Linked DNA regions of Homo sapiens: region 2 is linked to region 1. The links are chromatin loops, found by intact Hi-C in ENCODE. Cell type or tissue: CD4-positive, alpha-beta T cell. All regions are shown on one strand. Each heading gives the region's core, and the rest is flanking DNA. Links, peaks and the distances in the headings are about the cores only. Region 1 holds the start of ELP6 (elongator acetyltransferase complex subunit 6). Region 2 holds the start of DHX30 (DExH-box helicase 30).

What was found. Peaks named below come from ENCODE experiments on the same cell type or tissue, not always from the same donor. Only the 100,000 strongest peaks of a DNase experiment are listed, where the experiment ranks them.
Region 2: a loop joins it to region 1, with 9 times the contacts of the local background. A loop is called at or near these places in 48 of 110 quality-filtered maps.

Annotation. Positions count from the first base shown.
Region 1 is chr3:47,511,531-47,516,832 of GRCh38, reverse strand. ELP6 (elongator acetyltransferase complex subunit 6) reads left to right here and starts at 3,121. Exons shown (of 7, transcript NM_001031703.3): 1 at 3,121-3,296. The coding sequence starts at 3,243. RefSeq lists enhancers at 3,157-3,266, 3,597-3,706. In CD4-positive, alpha-beta T cell, for the core only: CTCF peaks have their summits at 2,793 and 2,999 (motif pointing right); DNase peaks (open chromatin) are centred at 3,062, 3,372 and 3,902; H3K4me3 peaks cover 1,796 bases; H3K27ac peaks cover 1,531 bases.
Region 2 is chr3:47,799,718-47,805,087 of GRCh38, reverse strand. DHX30 (DExH-box helicase 30) reads right to left here and starts at 1,950. Exons shown (of 22, transcript NM_138615.3): 1 at 1,876-1,950. RefSeq lists silencers at 156-352, 1,530-2,379 and an enhancer at 1,280-1,805. In CD4-positive, alpha-beta T cell, for the core only: a CTCF peak has its summit at 5,068; a DNase peak (open chromatin) is centred at 2,017; H3K4me3 peaks cover 1,999 bases; H3K27ac peaks cover 1,359 bases.

The DNA.
Region 1 (5,302 bases), core at 303-5,302:
AAATAATCACCCAGGCTGGAGTGCAATGGCGAGATCTCGGCTCACTGCAACCTCTGCCTCCCGGGTTCAAATGATTCTCCTGCCTCAGCCTCCCGAGTAGCTGGGATTACAGACATGTGCCACTAAGCCCAGCTAATTCTTGTATTTTTAGTAGAGCCAGGGTTTCACCATGTTGGCCAGGCTGGTCTCAAACTCCTGACCTCAAGTGATCTGCCCACCTCAGCTTCCCAAAGTGCCAGGATTACAGGCATGAGCCACCGTGCCCGGCCCAATGCCTGGCAGTCTTTTAGGCACTGAGGAAATAACAGCAAAGAAGACAGGCAAAAATCCCTGTCCTCTTGCCTTCTGGTACTAAAGTTCAAATAAGGAAAGTAAGAAACGTAAAATTAGTTCAGACTGTGAAAACCTGTCCTGCTATTTTCTCATCACAGATAATAGATGTGCAGGCTGGAGTGCAATGGCGCGATCTCAGCTCACTGCAACCTCCATCTCCCAGGTTCAAGGTCTCCCACGTAGCTGGGATTAAACATGCTGCAGCTGTAGTCTCATAAATAACCCCTTTCTTTGAGAGACTACCGCTTTTTTTCTTTTTCTTTTCTTCCTTTTCTTTTCTTTTTTTTTTTTAAGACAGAGTCTTGCTCTGTCGCACAGTCTGGAGTGTAGTGGTGTGATCTCGGCTCATTGCAGCCTCCACCTCCTGGCTTCAAGTAATTATCTTGCCTCAGCCTCCCATGTAACATGAGCCACCTCACTCGGTGGCGACTACTGCTTTCTTAGCAAGAAACTTTGTTCTCTAAAATTAAAACTTTGCTGCTTGACATCATGTCTATTCCCTCCAGGCAATGACCACCAGGAATATACTTATTACTGAAAACACTAAGTTTATTACTCATTGCTATGAGGGAGAATGTACACCATGGGGGAACCATGGGGTGTCTCATTAAGAGAGTGTTAGAAAATAATTATAGGATTTGGGCTTGTTAAGTGATTTAGGGGAGGGTTTAAGGAAGTACAGCTTTGCTTGGAGATGGAGGCTGTCAGAAGATTGGGGTAATTCTATGATTAGGTACCCTGATATATCTTATTTACAGGGAGGCATCTTTGCAAAGCCAGTATGTGATAAACAACTGGTATCAGGCCAAAAAAAAAAAAAAAAGAACTTGTATCAGGCTAAAGAGATTGGTAAAGAAGTGGTACTCTTATTTGCTGGGAAATGAGATGTTTGGTTGTGGCTTGGACAATGTACATGTTTTGTGTTCAACATGATTATGGAGTGTTCTAGTTTTGTCTTGATCCGTCACAATCAGTCTGATGTTGGTGTTTTATGAAATTGTTTATGCTCAACAGGAACACCAAGACCTAGCTGTGAGTGTCAGGCCAATTTTTTTTTCTCTTTCTCACATTTCAATAAGCATGAAACATCTCATTCTTGGCTGAAGGATCTACATCCCTTTGACACAGAGAAGCAGCCTTGATTTCCATCCCAGGTGCAGAGCTTCAGCTAACGATTACATTCCACATCGATCTTAACCTTGTAGTTTCCACAGAAATGACCCTGGGTCCCCTTTGCAGTCCACGCCAGATTAGGACTCCACACACAGCTGTGCTGTGCTTTGAGCATATCAAACACCGGTTCACTTAAATTTCACCTGAATTCGACTCTTTCCCAAATCATATAACAATTATTTTAGTGACTGTCAATAAACTTGACTTTGGTGGAATTACAGGTTTGTCCACTGATCTGAGGCTGATTGGGCTAGAACAAAACTATATACGGTATAATAGATATAAATGTTATGGAAAAAAATAAAAGCAAGGAAAAAGAAGTGTTGGGAAAGGGACAGTTTGTGATTTAAGTAAGGTGCTCAGGGAAGGCCTCACGAATAAAGTGACATCGGAGCAGAGACCTGAAGGAAGTGGGGAATTTTAAAATCAGCTTAATATCTGGGAAAAGGGGCATTCCAGGAAGAGGGAAGAGTTAGTATAAAGGCTCTGAGGACAGGCATACAGGGCGTGTTGCAACCACACTGTTTTTTAACGAAGTCTCACACTGCTGCCCAGGCTAGAGAGCAATGGCGTGATCTCGGCTTACTGCAACCTCTGCCTCCCAGGTTCAAGCGATTCTACTGGCTCAGCCTCCCGAGTGGCTGGGATGACAGGCGCCCCCCACCACGCCAGGCTAATTTTTTGTATTTTTAATAGAGAAGGGGGTTTCACTATATTGGCCAGGCTAGTCTCGAACTCCTGACCTCGTGATCCCTCCGTCTAGGCCTCCCAAAGTGCTGGCATTACAGGTGTGAGCCACCGCGCCCAGCCGCAACCACACTTTCTTAGTGAGACCCACCCTGACAACCTCTTTAATTCTGGAACCTACCCCTGCCCCCATTGGTACTCTCTAATCCCACTTTGCTTTTCTCCACACAACTTTTCAAGATATAATTCCGTGTCGGCCGGGCGTGGTGGCTCATGCCTGTAATCCCAGCACTTTGGGAGGCCGAGGCCGGCGGATCACGAGGTCGGGAGATCAAGACCATCCTGGCTAACACGGTGAAACCCCGTCTCTACTAAAAATACAAAAAATTAGCCGGGCGTGGTGGCGGGCGCCTGTAGTCCCAGCTACACTCGGGAGGCTGAGGCAGGAGAATGGCGTGAACCCAGGAGGCGGAGACTGTAGTGAGCCGAGATCGCGCCACTGCACTCCAGCCTGGGCGACAGGGCAAGACTCCGTCTCAATTAAATAATAATAATAATAATAATAATAATAATAATAATAATAAATTCCCTGTCCTTTGTTTTTGTTCATCGATGTAGCCCAAGCTCCCAGGAGTGTGGGGCATACAGAAGGCGCTTGACAGCCACGTGTGGAGAAAAGGAGCCCGGGGCTGGGCAGAGAGCGAGGCCAAGGGAAGAAGAATACTCGGTCGCGTGGAGCCTTGGGGGCCCACTGGGAGGGCTCGGGCGCCACGCAGATCTGCGCGGAATGAGCCGCCAGAGGCCGCTGGCAGTCGCACAGAGAAGCCCATCGTTTCCTACCACCTGGGACTCGACGGACGTCTACGCGCGTGCGCAGCGGTCCCATCGAGGCACCCGCCTCATTGGCTGTGGCTGGCTCGCAAAAGTGGCATTGCGCATGCGCGCTTCCTTGCGCGAGCCGGGCTGTCGGGTGTGTTTTGCTCTCCAGCCTCCGTCGTCTCTGCAGCACTCCGGGTTCTCCTCCAGAGCGCTAGTCCCAGGAGCTCGGAATGTTCGTGGAACTTAATAACCTGCTTAACACCACCCCCGACAGGGCGGAGCAGGTAAGAGGTCCCGCTGGCCGGAAGGGGGCGGGACCTGGCAGGGCAGCGGAATACTGCATCCGGGAGGCGGTGCGCACGACCCCGGGGAATGGCGCGACGACCCGGCACGGGGTACCTGGGAGTTGTAGTCCGCAGAGGATCGACCCGGGGATTGGACTGGAGGCTTGGGCCCGCCGAAAGTGGGCTTCTGGGCCATCTCGCATATTCTCAACGGCTGTGCGTGTCCTTAAAAGTCCCTGGGAAGCGGCCGGGCGCGGTGGCTCACCCCTGTAATCCCAGCAGTTTGGGAGGCCGAGGCGGGTGCATCATCTAAGGTCAAGAGTTCGAGACAAGTCTGGCCAAGATGGTGAAACCCCCGTCTCTACGAAAAATACAAAAATTAGCCGGGCGTGGTGGCTCATGCCTGTAATCTCAGCTACTCGGGAGGCTGAGACAGGAGAATTGCTTGAACCCGGGAGGCGGAGGTTGCAGTGACCCGAGATCTCGCCACCGCACTCCAGCCTGGGCGACAGAGCGGGACTCCACCTCAAAAAAAAAAAAAAAAAGTACCTGGGAAGCATGGCCGACAGTGGGGTTGGGTTATATTCGCGGACGTGAACTGTGGCGCGCTGTGCATGTTCACTGGGGTGGGGGGTCCCAGGCGCTCAGAGGAGACTGCAGAATAGGCCCGAGAGGAGAGGGGAGTTCGTTTCGCCGCCGTCTTCATGGGCGAGCTTCCTAACCGCCACCTCGCCCCGGAGCAATTGGCACATTGTATTGAACGCTGCTGTTCTTCTTACTCTTCCTCCTTGTGATCTCTAATAGAACTGTTAGAAGCAGGACAGAGCCAAATTGGCTTGGACCAAGTCCGTCTTGGGCACCCCAGGCTGGCCTGTTCTCTCCACCCTCCTCACACTCCGGGGTACCTTGAAACCTTTCACATTTTAACGTAGGAGTAACCTCTTTCAGGAGTGTATCTTTTGGCTTATTTATTTATTTATTTATTTTTGATGGAGTCTCGCTCCCTCGCCTGGGCTGGAGTGCACTGGCGCGATCTCGGCTCCCTGCAACCTCACCTCCCGGGTTCAAGTGATTCTCCTTATTCAGCCTCCCAAGTAGCTGGGATTGCAGGCGTGCGCTACCACACCGGGCTAATTACTTGGCTGATTTTTTTTTGTATTTTTTGTTAGAGACGGGGTTTCACCATGTTGGCCAGGCTGGTCTGGAACTCCTGACCTCAGGTGATCCGCCCGCCTCTGCCTCCCAAAGTGCTGGGATTACAGGCGTGAGCCACCACGCCCAGCCTGGTTTATTCATAATCTTTGTCTTCCTAATGAAATGGTAAACTCCTCCAGGCAACCAGGATACTAAGTGTCTAAAGCCTTTTTATGACCCCATAGCGCCAAATTGTAGCTTTCAGTAGATCCTTGTGGATTTTAGTTGCCAGGCAGTTCTTGTCCAGATGACTCTGATTACCTTGCCAGTTACCACTGGCACTTCCAAAGTCAGCCTAGGGCCAGGTGAAAGAATGGAGTAATCAAGTGGGCACCAGGAAATGACAGCACTAGGGGTAACACTGAAGGTCTGACGATGTGATCTTTCACATTTTGTAAGTGAAAAAACCTGAAGCCCAGAGAAGTTAAGGCATTTGTGGAAGGTCACACGGCAAGGAGGTGGCATGCATGATATCACTTGATCCTGACCTTCCCTGTCACTGACAGAAATAGAGGTGAATGGAGCAGGACAGTCAGGCTCTGCAGAGACCACCCTTAGAGGTCTTTCTAGAGCTCTCCATGATCAGGCCTCTGAAGCAGGGCCATTGGGTGAACTTTGTTATCAGACATCTGTATCAGCAACTGCTTCTTCCTCCCTTCTCCCTCACCCTACAGAATAGAATTGGCATCAGAATATAAAGTAGTTGGCAGGGAGGCCTTTTGAAGGCCTCTTCCAGTCCTAGCAATCTGATTTTCACTGGAGTCTGATGGTAAAAGCATCCTTTGTTCAGGATCCAATTCTTCCTAAGACTG
Region 2 (5,370 bases), core at 131-5,130, 290 kb before region 1:
AGATGTCAAGGTAAAGAAAGCCTTGTAAGCCTGAAAAGCATTTTCTGGAAGCCCAGAGCAAAACCTACTTCCACTTTGAGTTCTAATCCCATAATAATTATGATAATCTAACATAAAGAAGCTATAATACTCTTCAAGATTGGGAAAATAACAATAACTCAAAGTTGAATACCATTTTTACAGTTCACAACATACTTCCATAGACTTTACCCCATTTAATCCAGGCAACTATCCAGTGAGGTAGGAATTATCTTTCCAGAGAAGAAAACTGAAGCACAGGTTACACAACCTGCCCAAGATCCCATAGCTGCCTCAGGGCAGATGGAAATCAGCATTGAAGCATGCTGACTCCAAAACCCTCCATGCTTATACTAGGCTAATTTTCTTATTTCCAGGATATTATGCTGTTGCCTAAATGTACTACGGTTCATTCCTTGAGACATATTATACTGTTATCTTCAAAGGCTGAAAGGGGCAAGAAAGGTCCAACAGCTAATAAAACTTGTGTGTGGTTTTTGTTTTGTTTTGTTTTGAGAAGGAGTTTCGCTCTTGTTGCCCAGGCTGGGGTGAAATGGCGCGATCTTGGCTCACTGCAACCTCGGCCTCCTGGGTTCAAGCAATTCTCTTGCCTCAGCCTCCCAAGTAGCTAGGGTTACAGGCGCACGCCACCATGCCCGGCTAATTTTTGTATTTTTAGTAGAAACGAGGTCTAGCCATGTTGGCCAGGCTGGTCTCAAACTTCTGACCTCAGGTGATCCACCCGCCTCGGCCTCCCAAAGTGCTGGGATTACAGGCGTGAGACACCGCTCCCGGCCCTAATAAAACTTTGTATCACAGCTACATAAATTAAAACACTTGAAGAGCAACTATCTTTTAGGGATAAAGAGCCAACACCGGTAGAAAACGCAGCAAAGGATGTAGTTTCTGCACATCGCCTTAAATCTCTAAGATTTAAGTGTAAATTACAAGATGTAGTTAAAACCCACAATGACAGTGGGGTTACCACCTTGCAAGAAACTTCAAGGGAAATCACCAGACAACGTCTCATTTCACTCTGGCCCATAAGCTGCAACTAAAACCAGGTTGAAAGCCTGTAAGTGGCCTTCTGCAGTCTACCTGCTAGTGTATGGCAAACCCTCATGGAGTGGGGTTGTAAAGTGAAACAGCCTCTGCCTTGAAAAATCATAATTCAAGTGACCAATGTTGCTACACAACGACTAGATATGCCATATCCCTGGCTTAGGGTTTCTGAGGACCCCTGGGACTCCAGTTCACTGCAAACAAAGGACCCAACATGCATTTGGTCTTCCCCTGCTAAATGGGACAAGTTACCACCAGCAAACAAAGAATACCTCACCCCTTGGCCTCCCCCAGTGACAAGGTCGGTGCAAAAGGGGGCAAACTAGGGGGGCCAGAAGGCACCGGGCCTCCCTCTGGACGAACGGTCCGGGCAGCACCGGGAAGGAGGAGAAGTAGACAAAGGTCTCGGGGCACTCAGGAGGCTTCCTCCAGGCCCTGCCTGGGGAAACGGCGCATCCCGAGGCGAAGGCGTCGTTGCGCCAATGAAGCGGCCTCTCCCACGGCCTCCGCGGAGCCCCTGGCTGCGAGGCCCGCCCCGGCGGACCGGTCTGGCCCCCGCCCCCGCCCGGGCTCCATGGCAACGGCAGGCCGAGGCCTGGCTGCCCACGGATCGGCCGGGCCGGCTTCCCGGGCAGGCCTAGGATGCCCGGCCTGCTCCTCGGGCCCGCCGGCGTCTCCGCCCCACTCTCCGCCAGGCTGGCGGTCGGACCGGGCCCCCTCCTCACGACGACCACCCCCGGCCGCGGCAGGCTCCTCAAGAGGGCACGAAAGGGGAGAATAAAAAGCCCAATTCACCTGTTGTTACAGATGTGAAACAAGCCTCTGTGCACCGCGCATGAGCCGCGGCTCCCCCAACCACGGCCGGACTACAACTCCCAGCAGCGGCGGCGCGGCCCCTTCCGAGTCCCGTGGCGGAAGTCCCGCCACCGGCCCGGCGTTCCCCACCCGGCGTCACGGAGCCCGCCTGCGGCGCACGGCTCCGCTCCCCCGCGGGCCTGGAGCCCGGCCCCACCTGGGACTCGTCGTAGCCGCTCGGGGCACCCAGCGCCCGGGATGCCCCAGCACCCGGCCCAATGGGGCGCGGCGGCGGTGCAGGCGGGACTTCCGGCGGAGTCGCGAAGGGGACGGGTTGGCGCCGGCTGCTCTGGGGTCGCAGAGCGAGCGGGTTTGGGTGGCGGGGTCGGGCGTCAAGTTGCTGCCTTTCTCGGCGACTTAGCTGCCTGCAGTGTGAAAGCGGGAAGGGTCTTCTCGCCCTCTGCGAGCCACCCGCGCCTCCTGATGCGAATAAACAGCCCGGGTCATGGCTGAGCGGGGAACGGTTTCCAGCTCGGGCTCCGGGATTCCACCCGCCTTCCCCGCCACAGCTCGTAGCCACGCCTCTTCTCTTCCCCATCTCCCCTCTAATCTGTTTTTTTAGGGAGGTGAGCATTTTTGTCTTGTCTCCCCAGTTTGCAGGGAAGATGAAATCAACGTGTTGGTTCGTTGATTTCGTAAACTGTACAACGTTAGGCAAAGGACAAGGTGGCACTTGCTGGTCGCGGGGAGAGTGCCAGTCATAGTTGCTGGAAATCTGGAGGTCCGCCCGGCCACATCACCTCTTAGGAATGAGAAAGGGGATTGTCCCAATTACACGCTGTAGTCCTCTAGATAAGGTTCAAGTATAGGTTCAGTGGAATTCAGCTTCAAAAGGAAACAACGCAGTGGCGTAGCTCTGAAGCTGGGTCAGGATTTTACAGAGTATGGTTTTAAGATGTGGCCTTTAGGCCGGGCGTGGTGGCTCACGCCTGTAATCCCAGCACTTTGGGAGGCCAAGGCGGGTGGATCACCTGCGGTCAGGAGTTCAAAACCAGCCTGGCCAACATGGTGAAACCCCGTCTCAACTAAAAATGCAAAAAAATTAGCTGGGCGTGGTGGCGGGCGCATATAATCCTAGCTACTTCGGGAGGCTGAGGCAGGAGAATCACTTGAACCCGGGAGGCGGATGTTGCAGTAAGCCGAGATCGTGTCATTGAACTCCAGCCTGGGCGACAAGAATGAAACTTAAAAAAAAAAAAAAAAAAAGATGTGACCTTTGAGGCTGTATGAAGAATTAGTGCCATATCCCGTCACTTTTGTGTGCAAACAGTTCAACATGTATCTCTTTTCTTTCTCTCTACATTGGCTAGAAGACCGGGGTGTGGGGGTGGAACATCATTTATTCATTCAAATAATTAGTGCATCTGAACAGGGCATGGTGCTGTGTTGTGTGGAGAATAGAGAGATCCCTGCACGGACATCTGAGTGCTCTGTGTATCAGTTGCTAAGCTGGTGTGGAGGCTACAAAGGCCCTGCCTCAAGGGACTTAGAGCCTAGTAGAGAAGATGACAACATTGTGTGAAGGAAATGGAAAGTGGTAAATGCTGGAAAGGAGGTATTAGGTACTCCAAGAGTTCAGAGAAAGGAGTGGTTACTCCTGAATGGCAAAATGAAAGGAACGTGAACAAAGACATACGAGTGGAACAAGGGACAAATCCTAGGAATATTCAGTAGTTCAGTGTGACCACAGGGTTGGATGTGTGTGCAAGCTTTACAGGAAATAGAACTGAAAAACTGTTGGGGAGTGCCATACTAAGGAATTTTTACTTTTTTTGGTAAGACATTTAAAAAATTATTAGGAGAGTAAAATACTGCACTTTTTTGTTGTTGTTGAGACAGAGTCTCTACTCAGTCACCCAGGCTGGAGTGCAGTGGGGTGGTTGCGGCTCACTGCAACCTCTACCTCCCACGTTCAAGCGATTCTCCTGCCTCAGCCTCCCAAGTAGCTGGAATTACAGGTGTGCACTACCATGCCCAGCTCATTTTTGTATTTTTACTAGGGATGGTTTCACCATGTTGGCCAGGCTGGCCTCGAACTCTTGGCCTCAAGTGGTCCACACACTTTGGCCTCCCAAAGTGTTGGGATTACAGGCGTGAGCCACCACGCTGGGCCAATACTGTAATTTAGAAAGCTTCCTCTGGAAGTGAAAGGGTTGAATCAGCTGGGAAAATAGAAACTAGCATGCTAATTAGATCCCGAGAGAGAATGAAAGATTTAACTCAACAGTGAGAAAAGCAAGAAAGAAAAAAAAGGGGGGGTGACTGTTGAGCAGCAGACTGAGCCCAGGCCACAAGTGTGTGGAGAGATGACTTTGAGATCTGTACCATAGTGACTGAAAGGATTATGTACTATTAACATAATTAAGGGACACAAGAGTTGGAAAAGATGATGGATTCAGCTTCACTCAGATTATGTTTGCAATGTTGTTGGGAAAGTTAAGTGATAAAGTCGTGGTCCCTGCTCCAAAGAAAGTTATAGTCTGGTAGAGAGGATGAGAATAGCATGCAAATGTCTTTTTTTTGTTGTTTTTTTTTTGAGACAGGGTCTCACTCTGTCACCCAGGCTGGAGTGCAGTGGCACCATCATGGCTTATTGCAGCCTTAACCTCCCAGGCTCAATTAATCCTCCCTCCTCAGTTTCCTGAGTAGCTGGGACTACAGGCACATGCCACCACGCCCAGATAATTTTTTATTTTTTGTAGAGAAAGGGTCTCACTATGATACCCTAGGTTGACCTCAAACTCCTGGCCTCAAGCGATCCTCCCACTTCAGCCTCCCAAACTCCTGAGATTACAGGTGTGACCCACTATGCCCAGCCACAAATAAATCAAGACCTAAGGCCAGGTGTGGTGGCTCATGCCTGTAATCCCAGCACTTTGGAGGCCCAGGCAGGCGGGTCACCTGAGGTCAGGAGTTCAAGACCAGCCTGACCAACATGGAGAAACCCCATCTCTACTAAAAATACACAATTAATCGGGCATGGTGGCACATGCCTGTAATCCCAGTTACTCGGGAGGCTGAGGCAGGAGAATCACTTGAACCCAAGAGGCGGAGGTTGCAGTGAGCCAAGATCATGCCATTGCACTCAGCCTGGGCAACAAGTGCGAAACTCCATCTCAAAACAAACAAACAAACAAACAAAAAAACAAAAATTCAAGACCAAGTGGATGCACTCCAAAAGAGGCTCCTGTAGGCCAGTAGGGGGCAAAATACTTGAATAGACATCTCCCACAGGCACAGTGGCTCAAGCCTGAAATCCCAGCCCTTCAGGAGGCTGAGATGGGCAGGTCAGTTGAGCCCAGGAATTTGAGATCAGCCTGGGCAACAAGGCGAGACTCCTCTCTACAAAAATACTAAAAGTAGCTGGGTTTGGTGACATGCGCCTGTAGTCCCAGCTGCTCAGGAGGATAACATGGGAGGATCGGCCAGACGTGG